Linked DNA regions of Homo sapiens: region 2 is linked to region 1. A link is an interaction called in ENCODE POLR2A ChIA-PET data of the cell type or tissue named here. Cell type or tissue: CD4-positive, alpha-beta T cell. All regions are shown on one strand.

The links. ChIA-PET counts read pairs that join two places held together with the same protein. Peaks named below come from ENCODE experiments on the same cell type or tissue, not always from the same donor. Only the 100,000 strongest peaks of a DNase experiment are listed, where the experiment ranks them.
Region 2: POLR2A ChIA-PET joins it to region 1 with 11 read pairs; 9 of 35 experiments call an interaction of 5 or more read pairs at or near these places.

What each region holds. Positions count from the first base shown.
Region 1 is chrX:19,836,880-19,844,879 of GRCh38, reverse strand. All of the region lies in intron 1 of SH3KBP1 (SH3 domain containing kinase binding protein 1), which reads left to right. Among named protein-coding and RNA genes, the nearest start is that of SH3KBP1, 47 kb to the left of the region's middle. RefSeq lists an enhancer at 4,664-4,713. In CD4-positive, alpha-beta T cell, no CTCF peak of the experiment used is centred here; DNase peaks (open chromatin) are centred at 3,799 and 4,789; H3K27ac peaks cover 488 bases.
Region 2 is chrX:19,771,970-19,779,969 of GRCh38, reverse strand. The region is part of intron 2 of SH3KBP1 (SH3 domain containing kinase binding protein 1); the gene reads left to right. Among named protein-coding and RNA genes, the nearest start is that of SH3KBP1, 110 kb to the left of the region's middle. RefSeq lists silencers at 2,958-3,007, 6,079-6,128. In CD4-positive, alpha-beta T cell, no CTCF peak of the experiment used is centred here; DNase peaks (open chromatin) are centred at 3,019, 4,869, 6,529 and 7,669; H3K27ac peaks cover 2,772 bases.

The sequences.
Region 1 (8,000 bases):
TCTTGAACTGCTGACCTTGTGATCTGCCCATCTTGGCCTCCCAAAGTGCTGGGATTACAGGCATGAGCCACTGCGCCCGGCCTCTAATGCATATTCTTAAAAGAGCTGTGTGTTAGGTTTGCAGGGGTTAATTTCAGGAAGCGTTTGATAACCCTTTGTTTTTGCTCCTTGAGGTTTTGTTCCAGGGACAGCCCCTGGTGAGGCAGAGGCTTCAGAAGGCAAGTGGTAGGGGACTCAAGGCCCACAGGTCTTGTGAATGCTTTCCCATCCAGGCCCTGCATTTCATTCTGATCTTTGATTGAATGCCCCTCTGCTATATAGGCATTGGTTGTGGTGAAGGTAAGAGTGAAATCAAGACTGATCACAGTAACTTGAGAGGCCTGGACTAGTGGCGTATACTTGTTTTGTGGCCAACTGGTCATGTTGATCATCAGCTTTCTCTAGCCTTCAAGTTAAATAACAAGGCTCACATTTGTAACTGCATTTCTTTGAGTTGAATGGTAAGGTATAGTTCGAGGTCAGTACTTTGTAAGGACACTCCTGGTGTCGTATGGTGCACTCAGTCACCAACATTTATTGAGCACCTACTTTGTGCCAGACACCAGACGAGGAGGAGAGGGTGCTCAGATCTGCCCTTTAAGAGCTCCCATTCCAGGGTGTGTGTAGGGAGGGCATGTCGGGGAAGCCCTCACAGCATAGCATGATAATGACCTGCAAGACTAGCATCTGGCATTAATGGAGCAGCTTCTGTATACAGTTTACAGATATCACGTCTCACCCTTGCCACAGATCACCTTCTGATTTTAAACACAAAGAAAGTGGGCTCGAGCTAGGAATCTCACCCCATGTCACACAGCCAGTGAATGTCTAAGCTGGAATTTGCTCCCAGGCCTGCTGGGCTTTCTCCTACACCTCATGCTTAGAGGTGACAAGAGAGGAGAGATGGGCTGGGAGGCTCAGGTTCCTTGGGCCTTCGTGGAAAGCAGCAAGTGACAAGAGTATCCTTAATGGTGTCTGAGGCAGGCAATGGTGGGCCTTTCTTTCCTCTCACACAGCCGGGTTTGTTTTTTCTCTTCTTTCTTGATTCATCTCTTTTCTGCTTTCCCTGCTGCTCCCCAATTCTTTGAGCTGCTACTGGGCCTGCTACAGACATTGTTGAATCCTGCCAGAGGCCATCCAGCCACAGGTGTGCTGCCTCCTGCCCAGGGAGAGAGTTCAGGCCCAGGGACTGTCTGTCACTGGGGTCCGTGTTCTGAGCCTGTCTTTGTTGGGGAAGCTGATGTTCAGTTTTTAAGATGCAGGTCTTGGGAATTACCTGCTTGTTGGGTTGATGTCCCTTAGTGGTGTGTTTGTGAAGACACCAAAAGGAAAACGTGGCTGGTATGTAGGTCAGCTTTATTGTACGCGGAGATCCCCACAGTATCTGTGGCCTTGACCTGGGAAATTCAGACCCCCAAACCCTTCAGCCCTGACACTAATGGGAGGGCACTGGATGGTAAGAACTTGGCCTTGTGCAGACTTGCATAGAGAAGAGTCTGTGTGTATGTAAAGTTGATGTATGGCCAGGCATGGTGGCTCACGCTTGCAATCCCAGCACTTTGGGAGGCCGAGGTGGGTAGATCACCTGAGGTCAGGAGTTCGAGACCAGCCTGACCAACATGGTGAAACCCCTTCTCTACTAAAAAATACAAAAATTAGCTGGGCGTTGTGGCAGGTGCCTGTAATCCCAGCTACTCGGGAGGCTGAGGCAAGAGAATTGCTTGAACCTGGGAGGTGGAGGTTGCAGTGAGCCGAGATCACGCCATTGCACTCCAGCCCAGGGGACAAGAGCAAGACTCCGTCTCAAAAAAAAAAAAAAAAAAAAAAAAAAAGTTGATGCACGAGTATCTGTTACGGTTCTCTGGTTTTAAGTAAAAGAAACCAACTCTTCCTTAACTAAGGTAGCAAAAAGGATTTATCAGAAGGCATTGGGGTAGTTTATAGGGTGGAAGGAGAAGCTAGAGGATCAGGTCTGAGAAAGATGGCAACTGGGCAGCTTCAGGGATCTCACTTCTGAGAGCCCTGGTGGGGGAATCTGCTCCAGCCGTCTCCAGTGTTTGTCACATTGCTTTGATCACAGTTGGGTCCTATGTCATACATTGGCTGGCAGAGGGCAGGGCATGTTGATGGACAGTCCCATCAAACTATCTCATGGTGGAGGGGAAGTTCCCCCAAACAGTTCCCCTCCCTGCATGGGGAGTGTTCTCCTGCTAGGGCACAAACACAGTCTACCACCTCAATGACCGACAATCTACAATAATAAATTCTTAAATATATATTGTTTAGACTTTTAATTTTAATATTATTATTTTTTTGAGATGGATTCTTGCTCTGTCACCCAGGCTGGAGTGCAGTGGCATGATCTCAGCTCACTGCAACCTCTGCCTCTGGGGTTCAAGCTATTCTCCTGCCTCAGCCTCCTGAGTAGCTGGGATTACAGGCACGTGCCACCACACCCAGCTAATTTTTGTATTTTTAGTAGAGACAGGGTTTCACCATGTTGGTCAGACTGGTCTTGAACTCCTGACCTTGTGATCTGCCCGCCTCGGCCTCCCAAAGTGTTGGGATTACAGGCGTGAGCCACTGCGCCCGGCCAATTTTTATTTGTAAAAGCTGTACTGAGGTATAAAATTTCACCCATTTTAAGTGTACAGTTTAATACTTTTCAAGTAAATTTACAGCATCCTGTAACTCTCACCACAATTTAATTTGAGAATATTTCCGTCACCCCAAAAAGATTCTTCATACCCATCTGCAGTCCATCCCCATTCCCATCCCCGGCCCTAGGCAGCCACTGATTGGTTTTCTGTCTTTTTAGATTTGAACATAGTTTTTTTTTAAATATGTTCCTGACTGGTGTAACTTTTTCTGGGTATTCTGGAAACTATGTTATACATGAAAGAAAAAAAGAGCCCCCCCCCACCCCCCCGCCCGCATCAATGGTGTGAAAGTCTGTATCTCGCTGGTCTCAGGTTTCTCTGCTTTCTCTTTTAAATCCTTCCTTCTCTCCAGTGGACCATAATTTAGGAGAACGTAGCCCTGGGCTTGATGCTGCCATTATTTACCTCTCAATGTCTCTAAGCCTAAGTCATGGAACCTTCTAGGCCTCAGTTCCTCATTTGTAAAATTCAGGAAAAAAAAATAGACTAGATGATATCTGATGTTCTTTCCATCTCTAATGATCAGTACTCATGATCTTTTTTGGTGAAGTCTGTTTTGGCAAAAAATTACTTCTTGATTTTCTATGCCCTTCAGAGGACTGAAACAAAACACTAAAATTAAAAATTTATTCTTCAGAATTCACAGAACACAATAAGTGCAAAAGCAGTAAGTGTGTAACATTTCTACTTCTGAAATGATTAAAGCTTACTGCACTGAGACCTCTGTGACATTGTGTATATGTGTATACAGCGGAGGAAATTAATTGGAAACTTTCATTCTCCTTCATGCTTTCTGGTTTATTCAAATATTTATTGAAGCAGACAGGATGCTAGGTGAAGGATTTAGAATCCTGGCAAAGATAAGGGCTTTTCCCAGATGAAGGTTGCAGTCTAGTTGGGGTAAGTCAGTGTGAAATTATAGTGAGGTGAACTGGTCCTAGGAGACAGGAAGGACAGTGAGCAGAGGGAGGTAGGGAAGGACTGGGTCACAGAGCAGGGCCACGGATATACCACCGCCACCACCACCGCCATAGTGAGAAGCTGGCCCTGAGAAGCTGCTAGGCAGCTGGCTTAGCCAACCCACAGTTAAAAACCACCCATTTCGTCTTTGGGGGAGGAGACATTCCAGCAAGTTTGAAGGTAGAGATAGGGGAGGGTGAAGTGTTTTGCATTTCTAAGCAGATCTCTTATCTCCCCTGGCTCTATCTTTTTGTAACATGGGGTTAACTGTAGCATTGGTTTTTGCAGTGACTGTAGATGTAGCAAACTTGTGGAGGCTGGCCTTTTGGCACAGCACACAGCTGGAGGGTGGTATTTTTCTGACAGGGAGATGTTCTTAAGTTTTGTAATTTATGGTGTCTTTAAATATGGGATTTTGTTTACTGTTATCCTAATTACACCTCTGATGTATTTTATTTAGCTTAATGTTTTAATTTTCTGCTCATACCCAGAGGTAATTTCTCAAAGGGTACCACTTTAAAAAAATCATAGGTAATGTTTCATCCTTCCTGCAGTTACCTGCAGCCTCTCGAAGGCAAGGAAATGGGTTTTGGGGGCATAGACTTTCTTCTGGGCTCTTGTGATATAATTTTGGCTGTGTTTGTATCATCCAAGATCTTCACCACCTGTTTGCCAAGTATTATCCTAAACCATTCTGTTCTATAGAGACGTGATACAAGCCACATGTCATTTTAAATGTTCTAGTAGTCACATTAATAAAATTTTAAAAAGGTAAAATTAATTTGTATAATATATTTATTTAACCCAACAGATCTAAAACATCACTTCAACATGCAATTGATGTGAAAATAATGAGCTATTTCACATTATTTTTTTCTAAACAAGTCTTTGGAACTTGGGATGTATCTTATGGCACACGTCAGTTCAGACTAGCCACATTCCAAGTAGTCATTAGCCACATTTGCAGTGACACTGTATTGGACATCAAAGTTCTAAACCTTTCAAAGGCTTGCAGAGGGCACTGGAAAGAGCCCTTAGAGTGGGTAGGAGAGACATATCCTCATGATTTATGAGCTCTTAACAAAGCCACAGGTTTCCTCTTCTTAGAGAAACCTGATATGTAAAAAAAATTCATCTTGACAGGAAAGGTAAAGCAGGAAGTAATTATTCATGTTACAAAAGAATTAACCACAGGATCTTTTAAATAGCAAGCTCCCTTAGTGCACGGAAGAATATGACTCAATTTGCAAAATGTGATTGACACTTGACATTTTAGTAGCACCTTTGTTGGGCTGGGAACGGTCTATCATCATAAAATGCAAGCTGAGTGGTCAGTTGATCAAGTCTTTATTGAGCACCTACTGCATGTCATGGATGCTTATAGGGGCCCCAGCAGAACTAAGGGTGATCCATACCCAGAAGGCATTCAGGGGCTCACAGGGAAGACAAGACACAGCTTGGGATTGCCTCAGTGGCAGGGGCCAGAGAGGCCTTGGGTCTAGAAGAGCTTGGAAGGTGATGTGGAGGCAGTCAGGACCTAGCTGTGGCCAGAAGGCAAGGAGGCTGTGCATGATTACTTAAGTTTAAAGAAAGGGCAATGGCCAGGGTGGTCGCTCACGCCTGTAATCCCAGCACTTTGGGAGGCCAAGGCAGGCAGAACATTTGAAGTCAGCCTGACCAACACGGTGAAATCCTGTCTCTACAAACAATACAAAAATTAGCTGGGCATGGTGGTGTGCACCTGTAGTCCCAGCTACTTGGGAGGCTGAGGTGGGAGGAACACTTGAGCCTGGGAGACAGAGGTTGCAGTGAGCTGAGATGGTGCCACTGCACTCCAGCCTGGGCAACAGAGCCAGACCCTGTCTAAAAAAAAAAAAAAAATTTTGTTTTTTTTTTTTAGTATCTTCTTAATTATGTATAGATTGTGTACATATATTCCTGTACTAATTGAAGATCAAGAAAACCCCAGAGAAGCTCCTACGCTGTTATTATTAGGCTTAACAAACTTTTGAAACACATAAAATTGAGTATTGTATGACTTTAGACATTGGTGGAAAAATGAAGACATTTTCTTCATGGTTCAGGTACATAGTTTTAAAATATCTTGCTAATCCTGATGGTTCCACACTTACACCAATGTCAGGGGTGGAAAGAAACCCATATTATGAATGATCTTGATAACTGAGTGTTTGGGGGCCATCTCCCCGTAAGATCTGATGTGTCTTCCCCATGTGGTGGGCAAAGAGCTCCCAGCAGAAGCTGAAGTGGCAACTCTATCATTTTCTTTCTTTCTTTTTTTCCTTTTCTTTTTTTCTTTTTTTTTTTTTTTTTTTTGAGACAAAGTTTCGCTCTTTTCCCCAGGCTGGAGTACAGCGGCATGATCTTGGCTCACCGCAACCTCCGCCTTCCGGTTTCAAGCGATTCTCCTGCCTCAGCCTCCAGAGTAGCTGGGATTACAAGCACCCACCACCAAGCCCAGCTAATTTTTGTATTTTTAGTAGAGACAGGGCTTCATCATGTTGGCTAGGTAGGTCTCAAACTCCTGACCTTGTGATCCGCCGGCCTTGGCCTCCCAAAGTGCTGGGATTACAGGCATGAGCCACCGTGCCCGGCCAGCTCTCCCATTTTCTTGGCACTTGGCCTCGTGTTGTCTACAGCTCCTACTTTCTTTACACAGATCTTTTCAAGCAGCTGACCCACTTTGTGAGGGTGATTTCAGCAAGAAGGGGTCATAGCCATAAGGAGGCTGTACCAGGAGGCACCAGAGAACTGCAGGGCACCCCATGGTGGGGACACAGTCAAACCATATCAGATGGGAATTATTAGCTTTGACATACAACTGAGACCTAGAGAAGTTAGCATCACATGGAATGCTGGTGCTTGCTCTGGTGGTACTCCTTGATTCCACTGTCCCTCTGGCTGCTTCCTGCCCCTTAAAGGATCCCTGACTGTGTGTCCTGGAGACTGGGTGAAGGAACCTGTGTCATTCTGTCAATGGAACAATAGAGAAGTTGAATTATTACTTTTTTAAAGTTAAAACAAAATGAATAGACATTGTAATTTTTTTCTCCCATCATCTCAATGGATGCTTAAAACCTATCTCAGTGTATTGAAGTTGGTTTGTTGTTGTTGTTGTTGTTGTTGTTGTTGTTGTTGTTGTTTTACTCATTTGTGCTTTTTGTCTCCTATTTAAGAAATCTTTGCCAAACCTAAGGTCATTAAGATTTTCTCCTATCCATTCTTATAAAAAGTTTTACAATTTTAGCTCTTACACTTAGGTCTGTGAACTATTTTGAGTTAATTTTAGCATATGCATGCTTTACAGAGCTCATTTAACTTTTCCTCTTCCATTATTTTATCATAATTTCTGAATTGCTAATTTACCACTGGGGATTTATCTAATTTTTGCTATCCTTGTATTCATTCATTTGCCATTCATTCATTCATTCATACGGATCTGCAAATAAAAAAGGAAAAGGTGGCTGGGCACGGTGGCTCATGCCTGTAATTCCAGCACTTTGGGAAGCCGAGGCGGGCAGATCATCTGAGGTCAGGAGTTCAAGACCAGCCTGGCCAACATGGTGAAACCCCGTCTCTACTAAAAATACAAAAATTAGCTGGGTGGGGTGGCATGCATTCAAGGAGAATCGCTTGAACGTGGGAGGTGGAGGTTGCAGTAAGCTGAGATTGCGCCACTGCAGTCCAGCCTGGGTGACAGAGTGAGACTCCATCTCAAAAAAAAAAAAAAAAAAAAAAAAGTGTTATGAAATTGGTTCATATTGAGGTGGTCATGAGGAGAAGTCCAGTCTAAATGAATTGCATAAGTTAACTAATTTTTGGATTGGTTAATGCTGCTAATTTGCATTGGCACTTTGTCAGTGAGAAGACCCACCTTTCTTACCTGTTGCCTTTGCTCATTACCAAGTATGAGAGATTTTCATAGATCAGGAAAACAATGTAACATGGAATTGATGCGTAAGAGCTCATCTGTTGAGAGGGCAGTTGTGGTTCTGATGTAGGCGGTCTGAGACATTGGCTTGGCCAGCCAGGCCCTCTATGCCACCTGTCTTTACACGTGTTGTTGCTGCAAGATGGGTGTTACCTCTGTCGGATGGTGTATTAGTCTGTTCTTGTGCTGCTAATAAAGACATACCCAAGATTGGGTAATTTATAAAGGAAAGAGGTTTAATTGACTCAGTTCAGTATGGCTGGGGAGGCCTCAGGAAACTTAACAATCATGACAGAAGGGAAAGCAAACACATCCTTCTTCACATGGTGGCAGGAAGGAGAAATGCCAAACAAAAGGGGGAAAAGTCCCTTATAAAACCATCAGATCTCATG
Region 2 (8,000 bases), 65 kb after region 1:
GGGTATATACCCAGCCATCCCATTACTGGGTATATACCCAAAGGACTATAAATCATGCTGCTATAAAGACACATGCACACGTATGTTTATTGCGGCATTATTCACAATAGCAAAGACTTGGAACCAACCCAAATGTCCAACAATGATAGACTGGATTAAGAAAATGTGGCACATATACACCATGGAATACTATGCAGCCATAAAAAATGATGAGTTCATGTCCTTTGTAGGGACATGGATGAAATTGGAAATCATCATTCTCAGTCAACTATTGTAAGAACAAAAAACCAAACACTGCATATTCTCACTCATAGGTGGGAATTGAACAATGAGATCACATGGACACAGGAAGGGGAATATCACACTCTGGGGCCTGTTGTGGGGTGGGGGGAGGGGGGAGGGATAGCATTGGGAGATATACCTAATGCTAGATGACGAGTTAGTGGGTGCAGCGCACCAGCATGGCACATGTATACATATGTAACTAGCCTGCACAATGTGCACATGTACCCTAAAACTTAAAGTATAATAAAAAAAAAATAAAGTGCTGTTTTCCTGGAAACTAGACCTAAAGCCAAGCAGATAATAGGAAATGTGAACCCCCAATACATGATGTTAGCACATCTTGCTAACTCTCACCTCCTTCTCCTCCTCCTTTTTTTTTTTTTTTTGAGACAGGGTCTTGCTGTCTCACCCAGGCTGGAGTGCAGAGGTATAATCATGGCTCACTGCAGCCTTGACCTCCTGGGGTCAAGCAATCCTCCCACCTCAGCTTCCCAAGTAGCTGGGACTACAGGTGCACACTATCACACCTGGCTACCTTAATTTCTTTTCTTTATAGAGACAGGGTTTTGTCATATTGTCCAGTCTGGTCTCAAACTCCTGGGCTCAAGTGATCTGCCCACCTCGCCCTCCCAAAAGGTTGGGATTACAGGTGTGAGCCACTGCACCCAGCCACCTCCATCTGCTTGAGCATTGGTTTCATTGTTGAACAAAATGAATGAGCAAATAATGAATGAATGAGTGAATGACAATGGCATCAAAAAGTGAAGTGTAGGTTGTTACTGAGCAGCGGTGAAATAGAAAGGAACAAAATGCTGGACCCACATGTAATCACTTTCTTATCTGTTGTAATTTTATCCTTACTCAATTTCCAACCTCCACTAGTCGGTTCTGCCCTTGTAAAGCAGCCCAATGTGTCACTCCTGGAAGCCCCTGCTGCTTCAACTATCTGTAGCACACTACTCCTCATAGGTGGAAAGTCAGTCATGGGAGTGACGATACCTTCCTCAGATCACACCTACTGGCCTTTCGATTCCGTTTTCCCACTTTTCACAAGGATTGTAGTCTCTTGAATATTTACTGGCCTTCCTAGTTCTCAGATCCTTGGGAAGTATGTGAAGAGGTCGGGACTTGTGTATTCACTTCGTATCTGCCCGATTGCCAGGCTCCTTAGGTCAAGGAGGAATTGAGTGAGTTCCAAGGAGAGGGTAAGTCTGAATTTTCCCCTTTTTTTCTTTTCTTTTTTTTTTTTTTTTTGAGATGGAGTCTTGCTCTGTCTCCCAGGCTAGAGTGCAGTTGCACAATTTCGGCTCACTGTAACCTCAGCCTCCTGGGTTCAAGCAATTCTCCTGCCTCAGCCTCCCAAGTAGCTGGGATTACAGGCGCCCGCCATCGTGTCCAGCTAATTTTTGTATTTTTAGTAGAGACAGGGTTTCACCATCTTGGCCAGGCTGGTCTCGAACTCCTGACCTCGTGATCCACCCGCCTTGGCCTCCCAAAGTGCTGGGATTACAGGTGTGAGCCACCGCACCCGGCCGAATTTTCCCCTTTCATTTTCTGCACTGCTGTGTTCTCTGAGCTTTCCACTGCTATAGTGTTTCCTGATGAGAAGGAAGTGTTTCCTCCAGCTTTTTTTTCTTCCTGGAGGAGTAGGATATGAAGGAATCCCTGCCCCCACACGGGGTGGGATCCAGCCAGCTGCTCCAGAGGATCTCGGCCCCTCCTGTAGCCTCAACCTTTTTTGTTTCTCTGGGTGGTGACTCTCACACCAGAGCATACGTTAGAACCTCCTGGAGGGCTTGCTCAAACACCGACTGCTGGACCCCACCCCATGCCTTCTAGTTCAATAGTCTGGGCTGGGGCCAGAGAGTCTGCATTTCTAACAGGTTCTCTGGTGATGCTGCTGGTGTGGAACTCCACTTTGAGAACTACTGCTCTGGCCCACCCCTCATTGCCCCTCTTCCCCTGCAATTGCTTCCAAGTAGGCAGAATAAGGCGCTGGAGGACTGGTGTGTTTGAGACCCTTGCATCTAGGGAGCCCGTCCAGACTTCTAGGGGTAGCGCCTAGCAGTGGTGTGTGCCTGTTCCACCAATGAATGCAGCTTTAGACAGGCCCTTCAGAGTATAAGAAGCAGTGGCTCATTCAAATTCCTTCAAGTAGTGGGGGTGAGAACTAGGGGGTTAAAAACAGAGCCCCAGGTCCTTAAGGCTTCACAGGAACTCATCCAGAAAGCCAGCAGGTATGGGCAGGCTGGGGCCTCAGCCTGCCACATGCCTTTGTGTTTCAGCTGGCCCAAGGCTGTACTGAACATTATAACCTTTCAGCCCTGGCCCTTTCTGTTGACTTCCTCTCCTCTCCTCTTGGTGGGATTTTCCCCTGTATTTAGGGCAGGGCAGTTTCTTCTGGAAGGATCCCTTTGGCTCCAGGCTCTGTGTCTAACCCTCCCACTTGACCCTGTAGCACACAGCCCTGGCCAGTTGCTGGTGGAAGCTGCAGTCCTTAGTGAAATGGGGAGTGGACTGTGGTTCCTCAAATTGCATTGTCATTTGGAGGCTCAAGGGCATACCTTTTTTATCCTCAAAGGCTTAAAGACAACTGATGGCAGCTGGAGAGGGTTAAGGGAGATGGAGGAAATCTTCATTCAAGTTTGTCTTGCTCAGTGATCTTTTAATGTGTCTTTCCAGTCTTGGGGTGGTTGTGTGGTCTTTCAGTACAGATTCAGGTGGCAGGCGGTTGGTGGTTTGGTTTAAATCAGAGGTATGTTAAAATATTCAGGATGGTGAGGGTGTCTGTGAAAACTAAGAGAGGAAGTGGCTTAAAGAGCTAGGCTGTCAGCTGGGTGCAGTGGCTCACACCTGTCATCCTGGTGCTTTGGGAGGCTGAGGCAGGAGGATCACTTGAGGCCAGGAGTTTGAGACCATCCTGGGAAACGTAGCAAGACCTTGTCTCTACAAAAAATTAAAAAGAAAAAATTAGCTGGACATGGTGGTGTGCGCTTGTGGTCCCAGTTACTCAGTAGGCTGAGGTGGGAGGATCACTTGAGCCCAGGAGTTTGAGATTACAATGAGTTATGATCATGCCACTGAATTCCAGCTTTGGTGACAGAGTGAGACCCTGTCTCTCTCTAAAAAAAAAAAAAAAAAAAAAAAAAAAACCAGGTTGTCAAGCTAGATTTAGAATTCTTTTTTTAAAAAAAATTCTTTTATTTTTTCCATGGGATTCTGCTTGATATAGACTTAATTCTGTTGTCTGTTGGCCCAGGGACATCACTGCCCAGTGGATACCTCATCCACTCCCACTCTTTTTGAGGGTTTTCTCCAGGGAGTTGAATCTGTGAGGCAGTCTTTCCCTCCTGCTTTCATTTCTCCCCCAGCATCTTCTCTTAGGCCCTGCTAGGCCACTTGAGCAAGAATCTCAGGCCATAAAACATTTCCACATCAGATTTCCTCCAACAGCACAGGGCGCTTATGGCTCACATGTGGAAGCGTGGACATTGACATGTTATTTTGAGACTTCTGACTTTAGAGCATTTTGAGGAAAGTATCTTCTGAGGTCTTTCTTTCCTGTAAGCTAGCTGTAGTAGCCAATTCCTTTTGGGGGATGGGGGAATGAATTCTTGGCACACTCTGTTGTCCTTTGGGCTAGTCACATTTGTGCTAAATATCAGGCGAGCTCCCTGCGGACACCATGGGATGAGGACAACATCTTATTCTTGGCAATTTGCAAGGGACAAATTAGGCTGTGGTACTTGCAAGTAGAATTATTAAATATCAATGGGGGATAATAAATGTGAAGTAGCTTGCAAATCTTCTGATATTATGGCTGTTTCAGTGAAAACACAGCTGCTAAGATACTTTCCTAGCTGTAATCGAGAAGGTAATTTTCCTGAAAGGCCATTTAAAGCAGATCTTTAGTGCCTTTGGCTCATTAAGAAGCATGAATAGGGGTAAGTCTCTGAAAAAGATGAATTAGACACAGAGCAGAGGAGCGGTGGTGTCCATGATGCAGGATGATGGTGTCCAGGGCCTGCGTACTCCAAATAGACCAAGGACTAATTAGTTGTGTGGTTTATTAATGGACTGGAGTCAATCCTGGACTAATACAACTAATTCTTCCATTTAGAGTTAATGTTGGCACTCAATTTTCCCTGGTAATGAGTGAGTTAGAGTAAGCAGGCACGTGAGTGTAAGATACAGTGCTAATATTTTGTGAGAAACATTGAACGAGGCTTGATGTTTAAATCAATAGTTGAAAATGTGGGGGAAGACTTTCCAGAAAAGGCTTACAGGCTAAATAAGAGCAGTTAATTGAAAGCAAACCAAGCCCACCCAATATTTAGATTTGTTTAGAAACCAAGTGAACATTTGAGATGAGAAACATTTCTCTAGTTCTGTGATGTCGTCGGCTTTCCTGGTGTGTTTGGAGCTTTTGACATTGGTGTGGTACTTTACCTCAGTGAGGCTGATGGAACAGAGTGGATGTTACAGGGCCTCAATTTCAGAATTCTTGTTGTGTACTCGTGAAGACCTGTGGAGAGATTTTGCCTCAAGTCAGTTTGGATGGTTTCTGCCCTCCAGTCTGATAAAGTCCCCTGATGTCAAACCACAGGTGGAATTTCCAGAGACTGTGATCTGTGGACTGGTGACAAATCCTTTGTGAAAAGTCTGTGTGACACTACTAAACAGAGAGGGCTTGGGGGAGGAGAATGAGGGGACCAATGCGCTCCCCTCAGAAGCCTTGATGCTCTCATAGAAGGTCTGGCCAGGTGTGGGGGTCTAGCTTTGTAAAGTAGGAAGACCCCTTTGATGATTACTTTTTTTGTCTAGTTAAACCTTTTTGGATTTCTCTGTAATTTAAAGAATATAATTTTTAAAATGTAAAGCTGAGGATTCATTTTTCTATGTGTTAATAAAGTTAATAAACCCCCCATATTTATTGGGGAAGGCAGTATAAACTAGAATTTCCTTAGGTTTCTTCTTTCTTTCTTTCTTTCTTTCTTTCTTTCTTTCTTTCTTTCTTTCTTTCTTTCTTTTTTTTTGAGACAGGGGAGTGCAGTGGCGTGAACTCGGCTCACTGTAAGCTCCGCCTCCTGGGTTCACGCCATTCTCCTGCCTCAGCCTCCTGAGTAGCTGGGACTCCTGGCGCCTGCCACCACGCCTGGCTAATTTTTTGTATTTTTAGTAGAGACGGGGTTTCACCGTGTTAGCCAGGATGGTCTCGATCTCCTGACCTCGTGATCCGCCCGCCTCAGCCTCCCAAAGTGCTGGGATTAAAGGTGTGAGCCACCGCGCCCGGCGGCTTAGGTTTCTTAAAAGTTAACCAAGTGAGCATCACTGAAGATTAACCAAAGGATCTATGCAAAGATGTATTTTTATTTTGCTCAAACAGTTGTTTATAAAAGGTAAGATGAAAACCAAAGCACACATTACAGAGTAGGAAATCAAGTACTTTTATTTCATACCAGAAATAGGAGGAAAAGGATAAAATCAGGGTGAAGCCCTAAAAAAAAGACAGTCAAAAAAGACCCTATAGGAGGGCTGGGAGAGTTTTTGAGCCATGAGGACCATTTGACCTTGGTGACAGGGCAGCTACTGAGTTCCCAGAATTCTGCCTTTTCAAGCCATGTAACATTTGCAAATGCTGACAAACAGCTGCTAATTCCGTTTTCTATGAAAGGGTGACAGGGTGTTCTCAGGACATGAGCTTCTTCTCCCCAGAGCCACATGCCTTTCACACAGTGACAGTGGCACCATCAGTGAGGACCTGGGAAGGAGACACCAGTCCAGAAAAATGATGATTCTTTTTTTTTTTTTTTTTTTTTTTTTTTTTTCGAGCCGGAGTCTCGCTCTGTCGCCCAGGCTGGGGTGCAGTGGTGAGATCTTGGCTCACTGCAAGCTCCGCCTCCCGGGTTCACGCCATTCTCCTGCCTCAGCCTCCCAAGTAGCTGGGACTACAGGCGCCCACCATCACGCCTGGCTAATTTTTTGTATTTTTAGTAGAGATGGGGTTTCACTGTGTTAGCCAGGATGATCTCAGTCTCCTGACCTTGTGATCCGCCTGTCTCAGCCTCCCAAAGTGTTGGGATGACAGGCGTGAGCCGCTGCGCCTGGCTGAAAATGATGATTCTTATAGGGGGGTGTGTGTGTGTCTGTGTGTGCATGCACGTGTGTGTGTGTGTGTGTGTGTGTGTGTTTGTGTGTGTGAGAGAGAGAGAGAGACAGAGACTGAATTGCTTGAGAAAATTTGCATTTGAGTTCAGAAGTATGAGCCCACATCTGTGAAAGCAGTAGGTAAGAGACTAGTGAATGCAGATGACTCAGATATGCACACAAACCTGTGGATTTACGGTTTTAGAAAATACAAATATACATTGTGCTAAATTTGAATAATTTGAAGTGAGGTACAATTCCAAAGAGCAAGTTGTGATCTAGGACAAAGGAACCTCTGGGATGAGTGACAGCTCGGAGAGCCAGAGGTGGAAGGAGGAATGAAACACAGCTACTAAGGCTACCTGTGTCATGGGCCACCCTGGAGGCTGGGAGATCTCTTCTTATGGGTTTCTCTCCTATTTGTGTCTGTGTGCCTATCTGTATTCTCTATGTGAGTCTCTATGCTTGTGCATCAGTGTCTCTGTGTATGGGGGTTCTGTTTTTCTGTGTCTATGGGTCTGCCTCTCCCACTCGCTGTAAACGGGCTACCCCAGAAACACTTGCCAGATGGAGCACACTGGCCTGGGTCAATGCCACATATGGTTTCTTACAAGTTGCAGAAAGGTTACACTTAGCAAAAATGGGTGTGCCCCAAAGCCCCACACAGTGAACAGGTTTTCTCATGATCTTGTCACACCTGTCACAAGAGTGGGGGAAGATGAGGAGGAAGAGCCAGCTGGAAGTTTTAGAATCGTGTTTAATTTGTGGTTTACATCCTCCTCCCGACCCTTTTCCCTGACAAACCACCCACACACTTTTCACTTTGCATTACATTTGTCCTCGCCCATCTCCATGGGATATTCCTAGAATTCTGAATGCTTCCTTTGACTTTCTCTACTGCAGAAACTCTTCTCCCTGGGAATGATTTTTACAGCTCCAGTTAATTTTCATGTTCAATGTTGGAACGGAGAGGAAATGGGGGGAGCATGGGTGGTGACTCAGGAAGCTGAGGAAATCGCCCTTATTAGGCCTCGAATTTTCTTCTAAAAAAAAACAAAAAACAAAAACTGGCCCCAGGCTGTTTGGGCCTTATTTTTTTCTGATTGCTAGCTTTCATTTGACCTCCCTCCTTCCATTTCTTTCTCTCTTTGGTTCTGCTTTGAAGGTCACAAAGCTTCCCAAAGCTGTTAAAGGTGGTGCTAACTCCCTTTACTGAAAGATTACTCTTCAGCTGTACCAGTGGATTTCCCCTAACAGCGCTCCCAGAAGATGAACAGACTCTCTTATTGTTGGTAATAACTGAGTTTTTAAAGAGGACACCATCATTGGCAATAATTTAAATGACTTTTCTAAGGTATTTTCCCAACTGTTTTTCTCTTTTTCCTCTTCCACTTGAGCAAATGTCATGAATTTCCTTTTTTTTAAACCACCAACACAAGTATTTTTTTTCTTAAATAATGTGTATACTTAAAATTTGTAAAATGCAGGCAGGAACCAGAAAGATAATTCATTTTCTAGCCAGTCGTTTGTTGTAAGCCTGATATGTGTTTGTTATTTTTCTACAAAAA